Linked DNA regions of Homo sapiens: region 2 is linked to region 1. The links are chromatin contacts, found by Hi-C or POLR2A ChIA-PET in ENCODE. All regions are on one chromosome and are shown on one strand. Each heading gives the region's core, a stretch centred on a gene start or an enhancer-like site at or near the end of the contact. The rest is flanking DNA. Distances are from core to core; before and after follow the strand shown. Region 1 overlaps ADGRG5 (adhesion G protein-coupled receptor G5). Region 2 has its middle 14 kb from the start of DOK4.

Evidence for each region. Hi-C counts contacts between places; a loop is a spot of excess contacts on that map. ChIA-PET counts read pairs that join two places held with the same protein, here RNA polymerase II (POLR2A). Pooled maps may share reads with other maps.
Region 2: a map of G401 shows a loop between it and region 1 (13-fold over the local background). The contact joins two enhancer-like sites. A Hi-C loop is called at or near these places in 4 of 168 maps with a recorded cell type or tissue (B cell, G401, endothelial cell of hepatic sinusoid and 1 more) and 4 of 50 pooled maps. POLR2A ChIA-PET finds 5 or more read pairs at or near these places in 3 of 52 experiments (AG04450, CD8-positive, alpha-beta memory T cell and OCI-LY7).

Annotation. Positions count from the first base shown.
Region 1 is chr16:57,575,545-57,579,788 of GRCh38, reverse strand. ADGRG5 (adhesion G protein-coupled receptor G5) reads right to left here. Exons shown (of 12, transcript NM_001304376.3): 12 at 2,600-4,244. The region is part of intron 1 of LOC105371291 (a long non-coding RNA gene); the gene reads left to right. Among named protein-coding and RNA genes, the nearest start is that of ADGRG5, 35 kb to the right of the region's middle. RefSeq lists a silencer at 3,285-3,354. Within about 2 kb of position 1,924, at least 4 of the 41 ENCODE cell types and tissues checked have a DNase peak (open chromatin) inside an H3K27ac peak, as active enhancers do.
Region 2 is chr16:57,498,716-57,502,959 of GRCh38, reverse strand. No RefSeq gene overlaps it. Among named protein-coding and RNA genes, the nearest start is that of DOK4, 14 kb to the right of the region's middle. Within about 2 kb of position 2,004, at least 2 of the 41 ENCODE cell types and tissues checked have a DNase peak (open chromatin) inside an H3K27ac peak, as active enhancers do.

The sequences.
Region 1 (4,244 bases), core at 675-3,174:
GACTCTCACTCGGTGGCTTACTTTGTGATTTGGGTAAGTTTTATATTGAAGCCCATTGCTTCGTCTCACTCTGGGCATCCTCCTGGCCTAACCAAGGGAAGCTTACCTCCATATTGAGTTTGCTTCTCTCTTGCCAGTAGCAGGGGGCACCCCAACCCAGGACCACCTCAGCCCCCTCAGAGAGTTTTATCTCAGAGGTGGTTCAACTTCCCATCTTCCCCACCCCTAGCTCTTCCAAAGTTCACTATCAAGAAATGGAAAAATTGCTATAAGACTGGCTTTGGAACCAGCCCTCCCCTCCAGGCAACCTGCCAGTTCATGCCAGCTCTCTGACACTCTCCCACGCCCCCAGCTCCAGCGCCCCTGGGTTCATTCTCCAGCTCCCTCTGCTGAAACCCAGGCTCTTGGCCACTCTACTCCCTCACCCTCCTCAATTTTTCTTCTCAGCACTTGTCGCCACCTGTCATATCTTATGTCTATTTGTTAAACTGTTTAGTGTGAGACATTCCTCCCCCACAAGAATGTGATGACTTGTTCATTTATATATCCTCAGCAACTAGTACAGTGCCTGGAATATAACAAGTGTTTAACAATTACATGATGGGTGAATGAATGAGCCAATGAGACACAGCACCTGTCTCCAAAATGCCCTCGGTCTGGCAGCTGAGACAGATGGGGACAGTCATAATACAAAGAAATAACGTCTGTCATGGGGGAAGGGCGGGAGTGGTGGGGCTGAAAGGAGGCCCCACCCTAGATTTGAAGTCTGCATTGAGGGGAATGAGGATGTGCAAGGCTGAGATTTGAAGGATGTGTCGCCATCACTCCACAAATGAGACACACAGGGAGAGCCTTCCAGACAGAGAACAGCCCAGAGATGAGAAAGAACCTGTTCAGGGAACCGAAAGCTGTTCAGTGTGGCAGCACCGAGGAGGAGGGGGAAGGAGTGGTAAGACACGGCTGGAGAGGGGGACACAAGCCGGACCGTGGGCCTTTCAAGTTCCACTGGGGAGTGTGGCAATGAAGAGGGGGTGCTGTGGAAGGGCTTCCGCAGGGGTGGACACGGGCAGGCTGCAGGATGGAAAACACCCTCTGGCTTCTGGGTGAATTTGGAATTGGGAGTGGGGAGGCAGGGAGGTCCATGGCGCCTCTACAGGGGATGGGGGCTAGGTCTGCGCCAGGGCTGACAGCAGGGGTGGGGACACCCAAGGCAGACCCCTTGGGATTTCTGGTGGTGGCTTTGGCTGGCAATAGGAACACCTCAAGCTGAGTGGGCTGTGAATGAGGGGGACTCATCCAGTGGGCAGAGGGGCTTCCCCCTCAGCACAGCCTGGGTGGATTTAGAGAGTGAAGAGTCCACACCCCGGACTCCTGAGCCAATGCTCTTCTCATTAGAGCTTCCAGGTTTAGCAAAATCAAAATACATCAATAATAGGATACCCTGCTACATGTGAATCCAGGTAAACAATGAATAATGTTTTAGTACGTCTCCCAAATTGGGCATCTGATATTTTATCTGGCAACCCTATTTTCAATAGCCCCCCCATACACACACATGCACACACCCTTTTCTGAAATAACACTAACAAAACCACACACAGAAATCTCCTAATCTGTGGTCCTGTTGACATTTACATGGCATCCGTTCACCAAGTGCCTGCTCTGAGTCCCTGGCCCTGAACAACAGCCCCCAGACTCCACCCCATTCCATCCTCCTGCTAAGTCTGGAAGCTCCCAAGAGCTGGCCCCAGGGCCCCATCTGGGCTCTGCTGGGAGAGAGAGGAAGGGGGAAGAGGGGCCCTGCCTGGCTCCACACTATCTCCCTCAGTCCCTCCCCCACACCCAGTGAGACATTTCCAGGAAGTGGTCCCTGCCCAGGGCCTGGACCCCAGTGGGGCTCAGGGCCACAAGCTTGGGGCTGCTTCCTGGAACTGCCAGTCTCCTCCCGTGTCGCTGTGGCCACATCCTCCCTCGGGCAAGCCCTGGGCTTGGTGGGGTCTGAGAGGCTGGGTCCTGGGCTGGGGGGCTCTATGCAGACCCAGCCACAGCAGGAGCCTGTGTCCCCACTCCCTGGGGCTGCCCAAGAGAAGGGCTAAAGGTTCCCATAATTCCTCGGGACCCTCATTAGCAAGGGGACCCCCTGCCCCAAGGCCTGGAGAGCCTGGGCTTAACCATGGGAGCTTGGATGGGTGCTCACATCACCCAGATGGTGGCAGGGGTGGGGAGAATCTGCCTGGAGTTAGCGTGGGAAAGAGGCCTTCTCTAGGCACCGCTGGGGCAATTTTGTAGATGTGATAAATGACCACCAGGAATTTCTATAGACCGGAAGATTGGGGAACTGGGAGGTCGGGGGACATGTGGCATGGCCTGGAGGCTGCACTGTGTGGGGACTATTCCTAGAACAGCAGAAAGTCAGCGAGGTGGGAGTAGAGACCCGTCTGGGGAAAGAAACTGAGGCATGGTGAGATGTGCCTAAGAAGGGGTTGTGCCTACAAGGTTGAGCAGAGCTGGGCCTGGGGCTTAGACAGGCTGGCCTCTGAAACTCAGTTAACACTGTTAACAATAATAGCAAAAATACTAATGATAATACCAGTAACCATTTACTGAGCACTTACTCTGTGCCAAGTCTCTTTATTTGAATTCTTTTACTTAGTCTTCAAAATAGGTACCACTATGGCCTCTATTTTACAAATAGGAAAACTGAGGCACACAGAGGCTGAGTGGTTTGTCCACAGTCTCACAGCTAGCAAGTGGCAGAGCTGGCATTGGAGCCCAGGCAGCCTGGCTCCAGAGCCTACGCCACTCACTGCCTGGTGAAGGAGTTATTTGCATCTAGAAATGTACAGAAGAGCAGAAGATGTCCCAGGAGAACTTTTCCCCAGGGGAAATCCTGCTCCTATTTTCTGCCTGTGACCTTCGAGGTCATCAAAACGGCCCAGTGGCCTGGGGCAGGGCCCTGAGCACCCACCACCTGAGCACCCTGCTCTGGTGCCAGCTATGTCTGGGGTGCAGCCCCCAAGAGCGAAAGTGCACCGCCGCATTGGGAAAAGAGACAAATGGCCGTGTAAGCGTGTCTTGCCTTTCCTCCTGGAGGAAATGGGTCACTCAGTAGGCGCAGTCCTGCAGTTACGGCCCCTCCAGCTGGTGCATGGGGTCTGCAAACAGGTGTTTGAGCGATTCTAGATGCAGTCTTGGCGCCAAGGGCCTCTGAGTGTGGACCAACGGTGCCGCCTAGTGTTCGTTCTGGGAAACGCACTGGCTTCATGAGCACTGTCTCATGAAGGTCTGGGGTAAGGGTGATTCTCTGAAACTATGGCCTGAGCTTCGAATTTAAAACCCACACTCTCACGCCTACCTGGGCAAATTCAATCTTGCCCAATCACCAAACAGCCAGGACACTGGGATCCAGCTGATTCAGCTGGAGGAGAAAGAAGCGTTTTCCTCTGCCCCCAAGAAAACTGCGGGATGGGCTACTGGTCCAGATGGTCTATGGAAGTCTTGGGAGCACCGCAGGAGGAGCCTCTGGGAACGGCGGAACCTCCCAATCTTTGGGAAGGGTGGGCTTGGACTTGGAGTCATCATAATTTAGGGAGTTAAAGGAAAAGAGGCCTCAGGCATAGGCCAGTAAAGTCTCAGAGCCTGGGTAGGTCCCACCCGCCCCAAGCCAGGATGCCATCTGGCCCTCCCCTGGAGGAAGGTGGCAGGGCCAAGCAGGTGCTTCCAGGGCAGCCTGAATGAGATCCTGCCCCTAGCAAGCAGGTGGAGGCCGCGGGAATTCCCACCCCACGCTGACACTCTTCCCCCTGGTCTTATGCAATTTTTACTAAGCTCCTGGGTTAGGCTGAAACAAAGCCGCTTGCCCCCATGTCACAGCTGTGGATACCTAGGGTCTGTGAGAAGTGGCAGGCCCAAGGTCATACAGACAGACTCAAAGACAGTCCTTGAAACTTGGCTTCCTGATGCCCAGGCTGGTGCTCTGCCCACATCCCTGGCGAGCTGGGCCCAGGTACCAGGACAAAGTTTGCTGCCCCAGGTAAGGTTGGATCTGCCCCGGAGCAAAATGTCAGGGAGAGGTAGAGCAATGCCTTCCCCTCAGTGCCTGGAGAGGCCGTGGAAGTGGAAAAGGCCCCTTGGCGGTCACAGTGGCCTCTGGGGTCCAGCAGCAGGCCTGCCACCCTCTCTAGCAGGAGCCGTAGCCTCAGGCTACTGGCGGCCAGAGAGGCTGAGGATTCCAGGCCAGGAGG
Region 2 (4,244 bases), core at 755-3,254, 77 kb after region 1:
GCAAGTCTCATCTGTGGACTGAGCAAATAATGTTTCACCCAAACAATTGTGACTCTTGTCAAGTGGAAGTTTGGAGTCCTCATAGCAGAGGAGGAACAAATTAATTTGAATCATCTGGGGAATTCCTAGTAGCCTTTGGTCAACATATTGGTCTTGGAAGGGTTTTTTTTTTTTTCAGGTACTGAATATTAAAGGTAAGACAGCTTTGACCTTATGGGCATCAGAAGATTTCCTCCATCGATGCCCACCCTCAGATGGGAACAGGGCAGGCTGGCAAAATGCAGCTGAAACAGTTCACTTTGAGAAATCTCTCCTAAGGAAGTCTGTAAGCACACATCATCTGTAAGTGCAGGCGCAAATATTTAGCCACACGAGTGCTCATTGTGGCATTGTTTACAAAAGCAAAAATAGAGACAGCTAAATGGCCGCAGTCAGGTACTGGTTAAATAAATGACAGTGTGTTTCTCCAGGGGTATGTCGGAGACTGTTGGTAAAATTCACCTTTTCCTGCGAAAGAAGAGGGAGTGAGTGAAAAATCAGTTTTGGAAAAAAGCATCCAACGTGGGCTTGGTTTTCTGTCTATATCTGTGGAGGCACTGAGACCATAGTGTTCGTCTCAGGGTCATTGTTTTTCTTCCTTCTTATCCTTGAGTGTCCTGGCTTCCAGTAGCCAATCACCAAGGAGTCAGGGACACTTGCCATTCTGAAGATCTCTCAGACCTCTTCAGAGCCACCAACCCTCTCACTACTCACCACCTCTCTCCTTCGAGACTTGCTCTTGCTTCCTGTCTTGCTCCCCCAGTTCCACTAGGCCCCCTCCATATGCTCTCTAAGGACAGCCAGAGGGATTCTTTCTCAAAATATAAACTGGGGCCGGGCGCGGTGGCTCATGCCTATAATCCCAGCACTTTGGGAGGCTGAGGCAGGTGGATCACTTGAGGTCAGGAGCTCAAGACCACCCTGGCCGACATGGTGAAACCCCATCTCTACTAAAAAAATACACAAATTAGCCAGGCATGGTGGCATGCGCCTATAATCCCAGCTACTCAGGAGGCTGAGGCAGAATTGCTTGAACCCAGGAGGCAGAGGTTGCAGTGACCCAAGGTCGCGCCACGGCACTCCAGCCTGGGCGACAGAGTGATACTCCATTTAAAAAAAAAAAAAAAAAGTCAATTGGATCTTATCTCCTGCTTCGTGTAAAACCCTTGACTGGCTCCCTGTTACTCTTAAGATAGAGCTGGAACCCTGGGACTGGCCTTCAAGACCCTGTGTCTGGCCTCTCCAAGCACGCACTTCCCCTCCTCACTGCACTCAGCCACCCTGGCCTCCTCCCAAGCCCATCTCCAGGCCAGGGTCTCTTCTGCCAAGGGGCCTTTACACGTGCAGTTCCCTCTACCCAGAACACTCTCCCTCTCTTCTTCACCAAGTTAACTAATCCTTTCACTTTCACCTTAAGGGTCCCTTCCTTAGGAAGCCTTCCCAGACAAATCAGGTCTCCCTGTATCTCTGTCTTTTGTTTTTTGTGTTTAGAGATAGGGTCTCTCTCTGTTGCCCAGGGTGGAGTGCAGTAGCATGATCTTGATTCACTGCAGCCTTGACTTCCTGGGCTCAAGTGATTTTCCTGCCTCAGCCTACCAAGTAGCTGGGGCTACAAGCACATGCCACCATGCCTGGTTAGTTTTTTTATATTTCCTTGTACAGACTGGGTCTCATTATGTTGCCCAGGCTGGTCTCGAACTCACAGCCTCAAGTGATCTTCCCACCTTGACCTCCCAAAGTGTTGGCATGAGCCACTGTGCCTGGCCCCCGTATCTCTTCTAGCACCCTATAGCTGTTTCCACTCCCTCTGCCCTTCTCACAGTTGCACTTGCTGGTCACTTGCACTACACCGTGAACTCCTCAAGGCCATGGACTCTTCCTGTGGAACACTGTGTCCCCAGTGCCCAGTGCCTGGCACAGAGTAGGTGCTCAGATGTTTGCTGAGTGGATCAATGAATCAGGGAGGGAGAGGAGGCTGGCCCAAGCACTTGGCCTCCCTTCGCTGCTGCCTGTCCAGGGAGCAGCTTGTCAGACCTGCTATTAGCATCTCACGCATGTGCTCAGGAAGGCAGTCCAGGGAGAACCCTGTGCGGGGAGGTGGGGCTGGAATGATGTCCCAAGCCTCCTTCCTGTGAGCTGCTCTCTGAGCCCATCAGAAATCGCCCCTCGCCCAGCCTCCTCAGGAGGAAGCTAAAGGAGCTAGGGGGCCCCTGTCTCCTTCCTCTCCACGCCCCTCCTGGTCAGTCCACTTTGATGTGAAGGTTCCTGGGGAGGCTGGTTTGTGTCACTGTCGAGTCGGGGAGGGAGACAGGAAGAGGCCTCATCTCTTCTTTTTTTTTTTTTTTTTTTTTTTTTTGAGATAAGTTCTCACTCTGTCACCCAGGCTGAAGTGCAGTGACACAGTCATGGCTCACTGCAGCCTCGACCTCCCGGGCTCAAGTGATCCTCCCACCACAGCCTCCTGAGTAGCTGGTACCACAGGCATGCGCCACCGTGCCCAACTAATTTTTATTATTATTATTTTTTGTAGAGACAGGGTTTCGCTTTGTTGTCCAGTCTGGTCTTGAACTCCTGTGCTCAAGCAATCCTCCCACCTCAATCTCCCAAAGTGCTGGGATTACAGGCATGAGCCACAGCACCTGGCCAAGGCCTCATCTTAACTGGACAGAGGGGCCAGCTCTCAGTGCTCCCGTGTAGCTCTCGAAGACACCAGCCTCTCACCAATGTCATTTGAAAAGAATTCATAGCCAGGCGTCGTGGCTCACGCCTGTAATCTCAACACTTTGGGTGGCCAATGCGGGCGGATCACATGAGGTCAGGAGTTTGAGACCAGCTTGCCCAACATGGTGAAACCCCATCACTACTAAAAATACAAAAACTAGCCAGGCACGGTGGCGGGCGCCTGTAGTCCCAGACACTCTGGAGGCTGAGGCAGGAGAATCATTTGAACCCAAGAGGCAGAGGCTGCAGTGAGCCGAGATCGCACCACTGCACTCCAGCCTGGGTGACAGGGTGAGAATCCGTCTTAAAAAAAAAAAAAAAAAGAATTCACCAGTCTGATGGCTGTGGTGACATTGCCCAGGATTCAGGGGACTCCAGGTGTCTTCCTCTTCCCTGGGCCTGGCACCTGGCTCTGTGGAGCTTACCCTTTTCCCCAAGAGTAGACCTGGGGAGTGTGGGGGGAGCAAGGACCTTGCGAGAGGCCCCATAGAAGGCTGACATGAACAGGGACCCCCATCCTTCTAGGTTATGCCAAGGCCCCAAGCAACAGAGTCTCCAGAGTCACTAGTTCAAGTCCTGGCATGACTGCATCATCTTGGACAGATTCTTCTACTTCCTGGGCCTCAGTTTCTCTACCTGTGAAATGAAGATTGTTTCCGTGAGGTTCAATAGGCTAGTAAGGTGACTCCCCAGGTGTGGAGCACACCATGGTGATATATACAGTGATTTGAGCCACACTCCACTAAATGGCCTTAACCAACACTGGGCTGAACTATGAGAAAGCAATTCCCTATTCGTGTTTCTTTTCCTTCTCTGACTATTGTCAAGGGGAACGCCTCAGACAGGTGGTAGCATGGGTTTGTCCTCTCTCTGACATGTGCTGAACGCCTTTTAACAAAAGCCTTACAGCTTTCCAGGCAGGCATTGTTTGCCAGCCCCGGTTGAATGTGCTTGTCTTATTTTCAAGGTATTTTATTTATACAGTTTGTTCTTGAGGCAAATAGAAAAATGTGAGGTGATTTAAAGAAAGGTCTTGAGCAAATAATAGTAGAGGAGATGCTTGAATCTGGCAAAAATCACAGAGTAGCTAGAATGGCCGGGCCTGGGAAATGATTTTATAGCGTGGGCAAAAATTCCCTGAAAACTTTCGTGTACGGTATAAACATGGTTGGAGGTCAAGGGCATGGAAAAGTCACGCCACAGAAGGGCTTTGCCTTTCCTGGGTGAAAACTTCAGGTTTGCGGGGCTAAGGCCCAGAGAAGATGATTAAAACAGTGGTTGGCTGGGTGTAGTGGTTCACACCTGTAATCCCAGCACTTTGGGAGGCTAAGGCTGGAGGACTGCTTGAGGCCAGCCTGGGCAACATAGAACCCTGTTTCTACAAAAAATATGAAAATTAGTCAAGCAGGCATGGTGGCGCACATCTGTAGTCCCAGCTACTCAGAAGGCTGAGGCAGGAGGATCGCTGGAGCCCAGGAATTCGA